Regions from separate parts of the Homo sapiens genome. Here region 2 is linked to region 1. Evidence: chromatin loops called from intact Hi-C (ENCODE). Cell type or tissue: B cell. All regions are shown on one strand.

What was found. A loop is a pair of places that touch in the nucleus more often than their neighbours do. Peaks named below come from ENCODE experiments on the same cell type or tissue, not always from the same donor. Only the 100,000 strongest peaks of a DNase experiment are listed, where the experiment ranks them.
Region 2: it touches region 1 in a loop (2.6-fold over the local background); 5 of 110 quality-filtered maps call a loop at or near these places.

What each region holds. Positions count from the first base shown.
Region 1 is chrX:77,782,081-77,790,080 of GRCh38, reverse strand. It overlaps ATRX (ATRX chromatin remodeler), which reads left to right and starts at 3,865. Exons shown (of 35, transcript NM_000489.6): 1 at 3,865-4,099. The coding sequence starts at 4,080. RefSeq lists enhancers at 3,792-3,981, 3,992-4,101 and a silencer at 4,202-4,251. In B cell, no CTCF peak of the experiment used is centred here; DNase peaks (open chromatin) are centred at 1,820, 3,140 and 3,930; H3K4me3 peaks cover 4,213 bases; H3K27ac peaks cover 3,358 bases.
Region 2 is chrX:77,690,556-77,698,555 of GRCh38, reverse strand. ATRX (ATRX chromatin remodeler) reads left to right here. Exons shown (of 35, transcript NM_000489.6): 4 at 921-973; 5 at 1,852-1,979; 6 at 4,619-4,732. Among named protein-coding and RNA genes, the nearest start is that of ATRX, 92 kb to the left of the region's middle. In B cell, no CTCF peak of the experiment used is centred here; no DNase peak of the experiment used is centred here; H3K4me3 peaks cover 598 bases; H3K27ac peaks cover 2,268 bases.

The DNA.
Region 1 (8,000 bases):
TCTTTCAGGTACTGTATCTCTTATTCCCTTCCAAAACAAATAAGCACATTCACAAGTTACGCATTTATGGTCAAGAGTCAGAGAAAGGTCTAGGTTGCCTTCTGTGGCAATTTGAAGAAAAATGTGAAGATGTGTACCAGTAAACTTCTTCTAAAATAGTTGATGGGAACCCGTTGATAATCATCACTGAAAGCGATACACCTATATGTATATCAGTAAAACTTTGTCGGCCATCCTTTACTAACAAAGGAATTCTTTTTCTTTCTTTCTTTTTTTTTTGAGATGGAGAGATGGAGTCTTGCTCTTGTTGCCCAGGCTGGAGTGCAGTGGTGCAATCTCGGTTCACTGCAACCTCCGCCTCCTGGGTTCAACCAATTCTCCTGCCTCAGCCTCCCCAGTAGCTGGGATTACAGGCACCCACCACCACACCCGGCTAATTTTTTATATTTTTAGTAGAGATGGGGTTTCACCATGTTGGCCAGGCTGGTCTTGAACTCCTGACCTCAGGTGATCCACCTGCCTCGGCCACCCAAAGTGCTGGGATTACAGGCATGAGCCACCGCGCCTGGCCTCTTTTTCTTTTTTTTTTAAGTAAAAAAAAAATTTTTTTTAGAGAGGGAGCCTCACTATTTTTCCCAGTTTGGTCTTGAACTACTGAATTTAACCCATCTTCCCTTCTTGGCCTTCCAAAGTTAAGAGATTACAGGCATGAGCCACCATGTTCGGCTCAGGTATTCTCTTATGCTTCACAAATATAGTGAGTTGTTATTCACAATGTATTCACAAGTTGTTATTCACAACAATATTCACAAATGTTGTTCATTTTGAAAATGCTGTGATTATTGCTGGGCATGGTGGCTCACGCCTGTAATTCAAGCACTTTGGGAGGTTATGGTGGGAGGATAGTTTGAGCTCTGGACTTTGAGACATGAGCCTGGGCAACATCGAGACCTACTCTCTAAAAAAATAAAACAAAAAGATAAAATTAGCCGGGCTGTGGTGGCTTAGGCCTGCAGTTGTAGCTACTTGGGAGGCTGAGGTGGGAGGATCACTTGAGCTTGGGAGGTCGAGGCTGCAGTGACCCATGATCACGCCATTATGCTCCAGCCTGGGAGGCCAAGTGAGGCCCTGTCTCAAAACAAAATTAAAATTTAAAAAATCTATGATTGCTTGGCATGGTGGCTCATGGCTGTAATCCCAGCACTTTTGCAGGCCGAGGCGGGTGGATTACCTGAGGTCAGGAGTTCAAGACCAGCTTGGCTAACATGGTGAAACCCCGTCTCTACTAAAAATATGAAAATTAGTTAGTCGTGGTGGTGGGTGCCTGTAATCCCAGCTACTAGGGAGGCTGAGGCAGGAAAATCGCTTGAACCTGGGAGGTAGTGGTTGCAGTGAGCCGAGATCATGCCACTGCGCTCCAGCCTGCAGCCTGGGCTACAAGAGCGAGACTCCATCTCAAAAACAAAACAAAACAAAACAAAACAAAAACAAATTGTGATTATAGTTTTATTATTAAGTTTCTTTTGTGAGACTTGTCATTTAAAGCTGTTTAGTGTTGAGAAGTCTCTCAGCAACAGCTAGTTTCTACCTTAATAATTTCAATTCATTTAAAAATAATGTGAGGCAGGAGAATAGGGTTTGGAGGCAGGGAACCTAAGGCTGAGTAAAGTTGACTTCCTAGAACTGAATCAAAAGGAAAACCCCAACTTTCCACACCTAAGTAACAAAAAGACTACTCCCTTTGCAAATCCTCTTCCTTTTCCGCTTGGCAGATGGAAAACTGAAAGTATCTCTGATTGGTTGCAGAAAGCAGATGTTTGTATAGCAGTGTAACTTTGTAACTTCACTTTAGCCTCTGATTGGTTGCTGTCCACAACCAATTAGATGCTTGCATAGGGTGTGACCCTTGTAACTTCACTTTAGCCTCTGATTGCGGGCCACTACTTTATTTACATAGGGTGTACACCAAGTAACCAATGGAAAACCTCTAGAGAGTATTTAAATCCCAGAAAATTCTGTAATGGGGGTCTTGAGCCCCTGTGCTCTGGCAGCTCCTGCAGTCTTGTGGAGTGTACTTTCATTTTCAACGTGTCTCTGCTTTTGTTGCTTCATTCTTTCCTTGCTTTGTGCATTTTGTCCAATTCCTTGTTCGAAACGCCAATAACCTGGTAACATGTTGACTATTTACTATTTTTCTCATAGTGAAGTCAGTTGAACAGCAAGCACATTTCTGTGCTGCCTTGTGATGGAGTACATCATTCAAATTCACTGCATTTACCAAGGAGAAAAAAATGACTCCTGTAAATTGTATGTTGAAATGATATTTAATGTGTACAAGACAAAATCAGTATAGCAGGTACAGAGGTCTGGTTTCTATAATTGCCAACTGAACTCAAACATTTGAAAGATATAATTGCAATGTGTACAGGCGTCTGTTGATTAAAAAGTTGCCTGAGGCCAGGCGCGGTGGCTCACCCCTGTAACTCCAGCACTTTGGGAGGTCGAGGTTGGAGGATGGCTTGAGCTTAGATGTTTGAGACCAGCCTGGGCAACAGACAGACCTACCTCATCTATACCAATACATAAATACATAATTAGCTGGGCTTGATGGCACGCGCCTGCAGTCCCAGCTGCTTGAGAGGCTGAGGTGGGAGGATTGCTTGAGCCTAGGAGGTCGAGGCTGCAGTGAACTGCGTCACGCCACTGCACTCCAGCCTGGGTGACAGAGCTAGACCCTGTCTCAGAAAAAAAAAAAAAAAAAGTTGCCTGAGCCTATCAGATTTTCAAAGTGTTTCATTCAAAAAAGGCTCCCCTCTTGCTATCCCAGTAGAAAGCAGCAACCCTGTCACCTAACCCCGACAGGAGCTCTTGCATATTTCAAGAAAAATAAATAGAATGAACTAAAGCATGCATGGCAGAATAAATTTGGAAATAAATTTCGAAGCGATTAGATTTTAGAGGACTTGTTTGTGATTAGCAGAGATTACCAATGTAAAATCAAATTATAGATCATAAAAGCGGGAAAGGCATTTACAGATCATCCAGCCAAGCTTCCTCTGTAATGAGAAGGAAGCAGATCTAAATTGATTGGTTTGTGAGCTAAACATCACATCAAATTGGGGAAATGGCCCGTGTGTGTGTGTGTGTGTGTGTGTGTGTGTGTGTGTGTGTGTGTATTCTAAGAGACACTTTATTCAATATGGAAAGAATTTTATGCAGCGTTCAAGTTGGTCTTATGTCGTCTGCACACATATACATATATATAAGTATATTATACACATATACATTTCCAAGCATGTTGGTGTGCCAAATATTATGTATAAAACATCTAGGAAAGCAAATAACTTGATGATAGCCTAGCATATAGGAAAGAAAATACTTACATAGGATGGCCATACAGATTAGTGGTTAAGAGTGTCTGGTGAATCTCGGCTCCACTACTGTGGGACTTTGTGTCTTGGTTTCCTCATCTGGAAAATGTAGGTTTGTCTACCTCAGAGAGTGTAAAGATTAAATGAGATAACCCGGATAAAGGATTAGTGTAGTGCCGAGCATATAGTAAACTCTCAATAAATGTAGGTTGCTGTTATTACTTCGTTAATATGTCAAAGAAAAAAGAGGTTGGACCAAAAGAGCATTTTCAAAATAAAGTCAAACTATGTCACTAGCACTTTCAGGTCAATTGGGACTAAATTGGACCCCCTGCGAAAAGGTGGAGGGGATCAAATGACGTCGACCGCCTTAGCAACAGGCCCCCAAAGAAGGTGAATTTCCGTAGCCAATAAGACTCTGTGCTTTGGAGGAGGTAGCCAATGGCTGACGGAAAGAGAAAGAGGGAGGACGCGCCAATTCTCCTGCCTGAGCCTCGGCCCAACAAAATGGCGGCGGCAGCGGTGTCGCTTTGTTTCCGCGGCTCCTGCGGCGGTGGCAGTGGTAGCGGCCTTTGAGCTGTGGGGAGGTTCCAGCAGCAGCTACAGTGACGACTAAGACTCCAGTGCATTTCTATCGTAACCGGGCGCGGGGGAGCGCAGATCGGCGCCCAGCAATCACAGAAGCCGACAAGGCGTTCAAGCGAAAACATGACCGCTGAGCCCATGAGGTAAAACGCAACCCCGTCTCATGGGCCCCAGCGGTCTGGGCCCAGGCACCGTCTGAGTCGGGTGTTTGGGAAGGCGTTCGCTTGGTGGGTTAGGCCTGTGTGTTGCTTAGCCGAAAGAGGCATCGTTTTCTCTTTAGGTGAGAAGGGTTTCGGGGTATCGGCGCAAGGCTCCGACGGGGGTGGGGGTGGGGATGGGGTGGGGGGAGGTGGGGGGGGCGCGGCCTAGGGTATGGGGCGCTTCTTGCAATCTCCCCTAAACGGTGACGCTTGGTCGGGCTCCTCTGTTTATTCTTTGGTGCCTGTGGGATTGAGACCTCGAAGTCGGAGGCGGTCTTTGGTATCCCGGTCATTTTTGCTAATCTTTGGGCCTAGAAACTGCGTGGGGAAGAAGCGGGGGGAGGGTGAGAAGAGGGGGAGGGGTGGGCGGGCGCGAGGATGTGAGATCCCAGGACGACTTAGAGGCGTTTAGGTTGCTGGAGATGGGAAGCACCCGGGCCCTGCGGGATTTTTTTTCTGCAGCCCCAGGAGACAAGCCTTTTTTTGATTGGGTTGTGGTGCAGTTCCAGGTATTTAGGTATCTTTTCTACTCCATATCCTGAAGGATATCCTTGGGTTTATTTCTAGGCGAGGGGGGACTTAACACAGGGTTTTGCTTCCAGAGGACCCTAGTATACTACTTTTTGTGATGTCCAGCCTTAATGGGACCTCAAGTGTTTCCCCACTTTCTGGGCAAATTTCGAGGAGTAATTAGGCCCTATCTTTATTTACTTATTTATTCCATGAAGGATGAAGGGCAGGTTAACGTGGGCTGATGCGAAGTAAGATTTATTGCAAGGGAAAATGCCTGGCAGGCCTCCTCTTAACCAATCAAGCACGTTTATTAGGTTGAAGCTGTTTTTCTGTGTGCTTCTGATTTGCCTCTTGACGGGTCTGAAAATTTGGGTAGTCAATATGAAATGTATACACTTTTACCCAGGTGGCTGGCTGGCGTTTCAGTTTGACATTTGAATTTTCATCCCACAATGTGAATTAAGTAATTTTTTTACTCGGAGATGCATCCTTGGCGTCCAGTGGCAAAATAAAATTACAAGGAGCATGGGTCAGAATTGCATTTCAAGTTGGCGAAATGTGCCTTTGAGTAACTCTTAGATTGGCATATGTTTTTAGAGCAATTTAGCTAGAATGTAGAATTGGGCAATGAGCCTATGATACGTATGTCTGTATTTCTGCATGAACAAGCAGTAGATTATATTTTCTTTACCTTGGGGAAAGATATGCTTCAGTTCTTAGATTGTAGATCTCTAGTTGTGTACACGATTGTGGCCTTGGTTTCTGAATTTGTCAGTAGGCTCAAATACAACAAATCTTTATCTGTGGGGTATTAGGCACGTAAGTGGTACCCAGTATAACTTGTTGGCCTGTAATTACCAGGCACTCATGTTCATATGCATGGATGGTGTACCTTACAGTTAAATTATGACCTCTAGATTTTACTAAGTTTCACAAAGTCTACATTTGAAACTATAGTTTGAAGTCGGATCTTCTCAGTTTCTTTAGAATGAACAAATTACGTATATAGAATTTCTGAATAGAATAATTAATTTTACACAAGGGTCAGTTTTTCTTACTAGTCTTGGATTTTTGTAGATCTTGATGATAAGAGTAATAATCATAACTAAGTTGAGTGCTTATTGTCGTTCTTTATAATCTTGATGAATTCTCAAACCTGTGAGGTAAGTACTTGGTTTTGCCCATTTTACCGATGAGGAGGAAAGTGAGACATAGATCAAGAACTTGACCGAAGTTATACAGCTTGTAATTGGTGGAGCTGGAATTGAACCCCATCTTGACTTCACAGCTTATGTTCTTAACCACAAGGCATTAATGCCCCCTTCAGCTGCCAGGTCTAACCTGATTATGACCATTTAAATTTAGCCCAAGTGTTACAATGAAAGAAGTTCATATTACCTACTCTGATTTGTTGCAGGTCTATGATTTTGTAGCTGTTTATAATGTTACATTTTTTGTGTCCAGGTGTACTATGTAGTGAGATAACTGAAATATTTAATGCTAGGAGAGTCTTAAGCTACATGAAAAACCTCTAGTAAAGAACTGCATATATGCATGTAGGGAATTAATTAAAAAGTGTGACACTCCCTGATGATTTACTATGAAAGAGCTCCAAGTAGGTGTTCAGAACTGTCTCAGGCTGAAGTGTCATCGATCTCCTAAACCATAATCATGGTTAAAGGAGAATCTGACAGGTAATGCTTGAGTTGAACCCACAGTACCAAATCCCTCTTGAGTCTTTTCTAATGTGAGGCAGAAATAATATAAGCATTATTGTTAATATTATTTTACACAGTAGTTCCAGATTTTCTCTTTATCAAATATTTTGTCAAGCACTTAAAAAGCAGGAACAAAGACTAGTTCTAATTTTTACTTGTGTTTATAAAAAAAAGTAATATTCTAGGATTCTGTGGTGGAAAAATGGCCAGAAGACAAGAGGAAGGAAAATAAACCGATGACCTGGCTAAAACATACACTGACTAATCAGTGGCTCAGTCTTTAAAGGTTTTGTTGTTTTTAAAGGATTTTTTTGGTTGTTTGTGTTGTTTGAAATAAGATTGACTTGCTTCTGGCATTATAAAAGATAAGGTCTTTTATAATCACCAAGCTCTCAATGTAGTACTTGGGTACCTGGGTGTCACTGCTGATTATTTTTTAATTTTTAAATTTATTTTTTTGAGACAGAGTCTCACTTTGTTGCCCAGGCTGGAGTGAAGGGGCGTGATCTTGGCTTACTGCCGCCTCCGCCTCCCAGGTTCAAGTGATTCTCATGCCTCAGCCTCCCAAGTAACTGGGATTAACAGGTGTGTGCCACCACGCCTGGCTAATTTTTGTATTTTTAGTAGAGAGGGAGTTTCACCATATTGGCTAGGCTGGTCCTGAACTCCTGGACTCAAGTGATCTACCTGCCTTGGCCTCCCAAAGTGCTGGGATTACAGGTGTGATCCACCGCGCCTGGCTCTCTGCTGGTTATTCAGGGCCCAAGGGCTCTTCAGTTATCAGGTGATGTATGCTGCTAGGACTGGGACCTTCCCTTCAGGGCAGCAGATTCCCTTCTGGCCCAGGATGTGTCTAGAATTGTCATCCTGGAGCTAGGGCCTGGAATGGAGGCTTCATGACTGATGAACTTTAATTTGTTTTCTTTATTTTTATTTTTTTTGAGATGGAGTCTCACTCTGTTGCCCAGGCTGGAGTGCAATGGCACCATCTTGGCTCACTACAACCTTTGCCTCCTGGGTTCAAGCGATTCTCCTGCCTCAGCCTCCCAAGTAGCTGGGATTACAGGCAAGTGCCACCACACCTGGCCAATTTTTGTATTTTTAGTAGAGACGGGGTTTCACCATGTTGGCCAGCCAGGCTGGTCTCAAACTCCTGACCTCAGGTGATCTGCCCGCCTCTGCCTCCCAAAGTGCTGGGATTACAGGTGTGAGCCACTGCGCTTGGCCTTAATTTATTTGCATATAAAGATTTCAGTATTGGGAGATTTGGTGAAATTTGTCATTCTAATCCTTATGGCAATTGATTACTTGAAAAGCTGACAGCTATATTACCTTGTTATTGATCTTAAATATAAAAAGGCAGAAGTTGTCTAAATTGAGAGATTTTGAATGTCTTAGAAAGTATCTGTTAAGGTGGTAGTTTACAAGCAGTTACATTGTAACCTAATTGTTGAAAAATGTTATCTGTGAAATACTTGCATTTCCACTATGAAAAGCATGAAACCAGGCCCTTGGAGGGGGAGGAGATGCAAATTTTATAAAGGTTTTTAAAAAGCATTTAAATATCAATGGCTTGGTTATGTAATGGGTTGGGGTGAAAAGAAAGACATTTG
Region 2 (8,000 bases), 92 kb after region 1:
AGATATTTGTTAGTTACGATTAACCAAGTAGAGCATATGTCTTTAGATTGCTTCTGGACACATGTATGTGTCGAAGGCTACTGATACCCAGTTGTCATTATACTTCAGTTTCGTTGTTTTCCAGTTTGAGAACAGGTGTTCATTGTTTCTGTTATTGTTGTGGTTCACTTCAGTGGTTTACCTAAAGTCAGACAACTGAAGACTTCCAACAGATAGATATTAAACTGTCTTTATATTGCCCCAAAGGTGTTTGAGGTGGATGTTAAGGGCATGAACTCCATGGTTGTGAAATCTCTCAAAACTTGGTATCTAGAGTCTGCTAAGCATTATTATAGCAACTCATAACAAGGTCCTTTGCCTGATACACAGGTCCACAACTGTGGTTTTGGGAATTTTTTGACCTACTGTAAAAAAAAACTGAATCCAGTAAAATATATTGATTATACTGGCAAAATGAGGGTAAGTTTAGTATCTCAAAGCAAGTTGTAGAAGTTACTTCATGCCATATGTTAGCTTAGAGAAGAATGAAACATATTTAGATCCTTGAAACTCCCTACTTCTCTTGAGATCTGATTACTTCTGCATCTTTGTTTTGTCTTTGTTGACTGGGGCCATGATCATTTTGCAGCAGTGTATTCCCCGCAGCATGCCACAGCAACCATGTAAAAAACGAGAAATTTAATCTTCAGCCAAGGAAACCTGGCAGTAAATGAGAATTAGTTTTAATTTTTATTTTTTTGCATCTGTGTTCCTTATGTGGTAGAGAATTAGTTTTTGAAGTTCCTTTTAGAAAAATATTCTAGGCACATAAATAGCATCTCATTATATCACTGTATTGAAGTTGCTATAGGGAAATAGCTAATTGTAGGGATGCCGTTTCGAGAATTTTATTCACTTTTATATTTATGTCTCACATCTAGGGAACTAGCTCTTCAGAAAAATCCAAGTCTTCAGGATCGTCACGATCAAAGAGGTTGGTTGATGTTGAAGGGACAAAAAGTTATTTTCTTTTTCAGGTTATTTTCTGTTTCTAAAACCATGTTTTTTTCTGAACTCATGTCAACCACTATTCTGAGTTAACTATTCTATACAAATATACATATTTGAAAATGATTAGCATAATATAATGAATCCCTTTGTATCTATCACCTGATTTCAACAATTATTATTCATTCTAACTTTGAATTCTAAAGGGTTTTTAAGGATTTATTATATATTAGTGGCCCTTGCAATATGTAGTTTATTTCATTAGACAATATATGTCCTTGAAAAAGGACAAAATAATTGTTGAATGCCTATGAGGCAGTGGGTTTTTTGGGTTATATGAAATTGTCTAGGATGGGAAGTTAGTCATCATAGTTGTAAGTTATAAGGAGAAAAAAGAGTGGTAAAAAACACTTTTTTCTGCTAAATTGTCAACTCAAGTCATACATAAAAACTGAAACTTTTCTAACATAATGTAGTACCCAATATACTATGCAGTATAATTGTTATTAGAAGTTTGCCGCTTAGTCTATTGGACTTTCATTGTTTCTAACCAGTGGGAATGTCTCTTAAAAACCAAGCTTGTTTGATATTAATTTATTCTCTGAAGTAGTGATTCTTAAAGAAGAGTGTCCTCCAGGGTCTCCCTGGTAGCTTTTTCAGAATGCGTATGCCTTGGTCCTGCTCCAGACCTACTGAATCATAATCTTCAGTGATATGGTATAGACATACATGCTTCCCTAGGTGATTCTGATGTGCTTCCTTGTTGAGACCCACTGCTCAATCTCAACATGTTATTTATGTTCTTTGGGTATTGTTCCAGTTGTCAGAAACATTCATAATTCTATGAACTTAATTCTTTCATAGGAAACCTTCAATTGTAACAAAGTATGTAGAATCAGATGATGAAAAACCTTTGGATGATGAAACTGTAAATGAAGATGCGTCTAATGAAAATTCAGAAAATGATATTACTATGCAGAGCTTGCCAAAAGGTAATGTGTGTTAATTTTTCATGAAGTTAAAGTTGAAATGAATTTTTAAACATCATTTTTATAAAATTGGAACTTGATTACTGTTAACTATGTACAAACGACCAAACATGGCATTTTCCTAGTGGTTGTCTAGAAATATATTTGTATGCCAATGATAATATGTGTTATTGAAGTTAAAAATTTGGAATATTCAGTTGGTTTTGTAAAGAATGAAATCTATTTTTTTCTTTCCTTTGAGTTTTAGACAAGGGGCTTTAGTTTCCAAATTATACTTCAGTGTGTAAGCAGGTTTAAAAATTTAATATATTAGGTTTTGGTTCAGTCAATGTTAATGTGCTTGCTTTATACAAAAATGTAATGACTGTTCCTGAAAACTTAAAAATCATGTACAGTCTAGTTTAGTCTTATTGCATTCTTAAATTCCCTAAGGCTAAAAGCTGAAGTTAACTATCATAGATAGATTTAGTTGTATTTCTTGCTGTTATCTTTTTTAAAAAACTTTGTCACATACCTCTCAACTGTTGAAGTTCTAACCATAAAACCTTGTTAATAAGAATAGGGAACAATAGCCAAATGAATATCTTGGACTCTTCATAGCTCAAGTCTGAGAGCAATATAATTGGATGATGAGAATGACAGGGAACTTGGTTCAAAGAGTCAAATTTTAGATTTTTTTTCTTTGTTAAATAATATGTTGTAGTCTCTTGGCACATTTTTCAAATTCATTCTCATAGATCTTTTACAGCAGTGCTTATTAAACCTTGTTCCCTGTCTATGTTTTTATGACATATTTTCAAATTATGGAAGTTTAAAAAATACAGTAGGTAGGAGGGATGGGACTTTCCTTGACTAGGATAAATTAGAAGTTACAAAAGGTGATAAATGAAATGAGGAAAGGAAATTAATGAAAGAAGAGAGATAGGGGCCTACCGCTTACTTAGTTTTGCAAATCATTTATGACAATTTTATGTAATGGTTTTGGTGGCCAAGGGCAGAAACAACTAACATGGGAGTCTAAGTCCCATAGGTGGTGACTTACTTTGGATTTTTACATTCTCAGTGGTTGTCACTGGGAGTGTTTATGATGTAAGAAATAGGAATTCAAACTTTTGTTTTAATTGTACTGTGGAAGAAAGTCAGCATATGATGTTACTAACCTGAACTATGCCTAATTCTGTCAGACCAAAACAAAAACAGACCCGTTTCATAAGGTTAAATTTGGGTGTTTATATTATTGTTGTAATATTTATTGAGTATGTATAAGTACCAGGCTCTTACAGAATTAACTCCTTTAATCCTCAAAACAACACTGTAAGGTAGTTATTATTTTGCTTGTAGAGATAAAGGAACAAATTCAGAACCCAAGGAACTTTTTCAGCTTTAAATTGAGAAGCTAAGATTTCAACCCAGGTCTGCTTGAATCCAAAGCCTAGTGAGTGCTCTTTTCACTCTGCTGCTTTGCTTCCAATTCTCCCTAGAAGAAATCTAGGGAGAATTCAGTTTTTTTTTTTTTTTGTCGTTGTTGTTAATTTAAAATCTTTAGTTCTTTTCAAATGCTGGGGCTTCTCTGAGTGTCTACATGCAATGATTGCTGTGAATAACTTTTTTTTGGTGGGGATTATTTAATTTTACTACAATCTGTAAAATCTCAATCATCTGTGTCCTCCCCCCCCCCACCCTTTCAGAGACTCAGAAACTCATTTAACAACTAGATGCTATAACTTGTCAAAATTTGCTTGTTGAATAACATAGAGCCATATTTCAGAGAAAGCCCCTGGTGACTACCTGCTTTTTTTTCCTTAATTGTTGCCAATGATAGCCAGTTACTAAGCCCAGCAATGTAGGTAAACATTGAAACCTAAACCCTTTTTACTATGCCTGTCTTATTTGCTCTTGAGAGAACTAATGAAAACTTAAATTGACAGCCTCTCTCTTCAATTCACATGTTTTATAGTTAAGGAAGGACATTCTTTCTAAAATATTAACATAGGGATCAACAAATGATCTCATTCTACAATTTATTGTTAGGGTACTTCAGCTAAAGTATCTTAATCTGTTAAAACTCTTTAAGGACTTTACAGAGTAGTGAAACTTTGACATACCAGTTGGGAAATGCTGCAGTATAGATACAGGAGTAATAGAATGAACTTCATTTCCCCCACCAATACCCCTCCCTTGCAATATAAAACTACCCTTAAAAATCTTTCTGAGTTTATGATTTGGATTATGAAAATAGGATGTCTTTAAAAATTTTTTCCCTCTGAACCACACATATTTTATGAATTCTTTATGGAACTTAGCATAGATGTTCATATTCATAACAGCTTTTGTGATAGGCACTATAAAAATTCAGAACTGGGTTGAGGCTTTCTGTTTGATTCACACATTTGTTTTGTAATCACTCCATAATACCTCCCTTTCCTGTTTTTATGAACTATATTTCAACAAATAAACTGTTGACACCTGGCCCTTTTACTATTTCCCTGTTTTATTTACTTTTGTGAGGTCCTTACACCAATATCTAAAGCTTGAAAGAAACAAACTATGTACCAGCAATGTTGGCTTTATCTGAACTGAAGTCTTGTACTTCACTTGCACATTTAATATGTGTAATGGTTTTTTAAATGAAATCATTCTAGGTACAGTGATTGTACAGCCAGAGCCAGTGCTGAATGAAGACAAAGATGATTTTAAAGGGCCTGAATTTAGAAGCAGAAGTAAAATGAAAACTGAAAATCTCAAAAAACGCGGAGGTAAATACAAGTGAAAATGAAACATGAATTTAAATTGCTGTTTATGACCATATTGGAAAATCGGATGTGCTTACTAAAAATACCTCCACTTTTCTGCCTTTTGTTTATTAAAAGCACTACTTAAATATAACTTCTGTTTCTCTCTGAGCTCTGAAGCAGAAAAGGTTAAGCACCATTTATCGAAACACCTTTGCCTTCAGTGGCTATTAAGTTATCTCAAGAAGCGTAGCATTTCCTTCTTCCACATGTTCTATAATACATATATGCCATAATACTATGTTTTCCCCCCAACCCTAAAATAATTTTAGATTCATGCAAAATCTTGTCTGTGGCCTACAGGTAACTTTATATATATTTAGAGTTGGATAGAGTGACGTACATCTGCATTAGTATTAGTTGGGGTATTATAAATGCAAGTCCCTTGACTCCACTCCTCACAAATTAGAATTTCTGTTGATGAGGTCAAGAATGTACTCCAGTTTGTTCTTGTGTACACTGAAGTTTCAAATCCACTAATCTAAGAATGGCAACATGGACATAAGTAGGAAGGAGTAGGGAGCTAGAGCTGATAACCCTCCCTCTGTCTTCCAGAGGCACCTCTCCCTTTGTCTGTCTATCTTCCCTTAAACACACAAACGGTGGGGAGTGGTGGCTCACACCTGTAATACCAGCACTTTAGGAAGCCAAGGCAGGAGAATTACTTGAGTCCTGGAGTTCGAGACCAGCTTGGGCAATATGGTGAGACCCCATATCTACAAAAAATAAAAATATCAGCTGGACATAGCGGCGCATGCCTGTAGTCCTAGCTATTCTGGAGGCTGAGGTGGGAGGATCACTTGAGCCCAGGTGATCGAGGCTGCAGTGAGCCGTGATTGCACCACTGCACTGCAGCCTGGATGACAGAGTGAGACCCTGTCTCAAAAAAATTAAAACACACACACACACACACACACACACACACACACACACACACACACTCTAATATTGGCTAACCATCTATAAAAAGTTTGCATCAGAAGGATTCATTTAGAAATAATAGTGGACTATGTGTCCCACTTGTTTGTGTGTGATTCTTAAATGGTGCCTATATATATTTTGGGGCAGCTTAATAAAGCCAGAATTCATAACTATAAAAGGAATGAATCTCCAAATGATAGAACATGACACTAAATTTCTAAGTAGAAGTGTAGTGAAAGCATATCCATTTAATATTGATCAGATTATATAATTGTGAAATTATAGTGAAGTTCTTATATTGGTGAAATTTTGTGTGGATTTTTATTTTAATGCTATGATTATCTTGCTGGAACCAGTAAAATATATCTATTTTTATAACATATTTTATATATTCATTTTCCGATTAAATAATTTGTAAGGTTGTTGGCAAAAATAAAGGAAATATTATATAGTCTTTTGTCCACAAAGGGGTAGTCAACTCCTTTTGAGCATAAGGAATCTTTCTGAGAATCTAGTTCATGGTAGGGAAACTGCCATTGCAGCAACAGAGCTCATTAAAGCTAAGGTAGTAGTCTTAAAATTTAAGAGAATCCTCAATTATAAAGTGATGGTAAAGATCAGTAGTAAGAGTTTCTTTCCTCTGATCATAGGTTCTCTAGAGAAGACAAATAACTAAGTGTTCTGCATTGTGTACACTTAGTGTACAGAGTGTCTAAATGGTGTTATTTTTGGGAAGGGACCCTGTAGCAGTCAGTGTCTGAAATGTGGATAAGGGCTGAAAGAATAAAAGAACCACTGTTGTTGACGAGGGTATTCCTAGTGCCACTTTGGTATGCTGCTGACATTTGGTCTCAGCTGATAAGTTTCAGGAACATTTTATTGAATGATCTGTGTAGGAATGTTTTGGTATCACGCTTAAGGGAATACATGCATTTATAGCCATCAGTAGCACTTAAATCTTTCACATCTATTTTCATCTTAATGATTTGTTACATTTTTAAGCTGTCAGAAATCACACAGGAAATTTAACACTAGGTTTACTTTATATACACATATATAGATAAATTGGTGATCTGAAATACTGAATTGGTGTAGTTAATATTTAAACTTTTTAAGAAAGCTGGTTCCAAATTGAAGCCTAACTTAGGAAACTGTCAAGAATGTAAACTTTCTTGTATTACAAGAAATGTAAGACATTACAAGAATGTAAGACAATATATAAAGTCTTATATTGATTTGGAATAATATTATAACACAAAGATACGGTTAAAGTTAACATTTCAGGAGCTGATTTTTTAAAAAATTTTCAGTATCATACCCTATTTTGACATTCTCTTCCCAGTTTAATTGTTAGAAAGTATATTTTACACCTAACTTTTTTACATGACACAATAATTTTGTTCTATTTAAAACCATTAAAATCTATTGAGCTCAGAAATGAAAATGCCTCTTTTCCATTTATACCCTGTGTTACAATTTTAAATATATTTCATAATTAAAAATAAAAAATTTAAACATGTATACAGCAACAAGTACATAAAGTAACATTTCAACATTTTACCATATTTGCTTCAGATCTCACTTAAGTAAAATATTGGTTCAGTCCTACTCTCATCCATTTCCCCTTCTTCCCACCCCACAGGTAATGATTATATTGAAGTTTTATGCATGTGCATGTGTGTGCATGTTTTTCTATGTTTTTTATATATGTATTCATAAAACATTTTTCATTTAAAAGTATAACAAAATAATATGCTGTATATATCATTTGGGAACGTTTTTCATTTAACATTGTTTTTGAATTGTATTCATGTCAGTAAATGTACATCTAGTTTGTTTATTTTTCACTGCTCTATAGAATTATGTTATATCAATAAGCCACTATTCATTTCCCACATAGGAAGTTATTCCCAATTTTTCATTTTCTAATTTTCTAATTAGTGCTGTGGTGAATATCCTTATATTTGATTCCTTGTGCACATGTGGGAGAAAATCTCCAAAGAATTACCTAGTTTTGTTTAATTCTTGAGCGATGTATGCACCAAAGCACATAGAAGATACTTAGTAAGTATTACTTAACACTGGATGAACATTCAGATTCTACATTTTATTTATCTTGTTAGTTTATCTGAATGAAATCATTGTTTGAAATGAAAAAGTATGGTGTGGTGTATTTGTTTCTGTTAAAACAAATACAGAATATATGAATACCCAAGATCAAACTGGTGTTTGTAAATAATGTGATTATAATACATTAGGCTTGTAATGCCTGCTATTAGGTAGGTTGAGATAGGAGGATTGCTTGAACTCA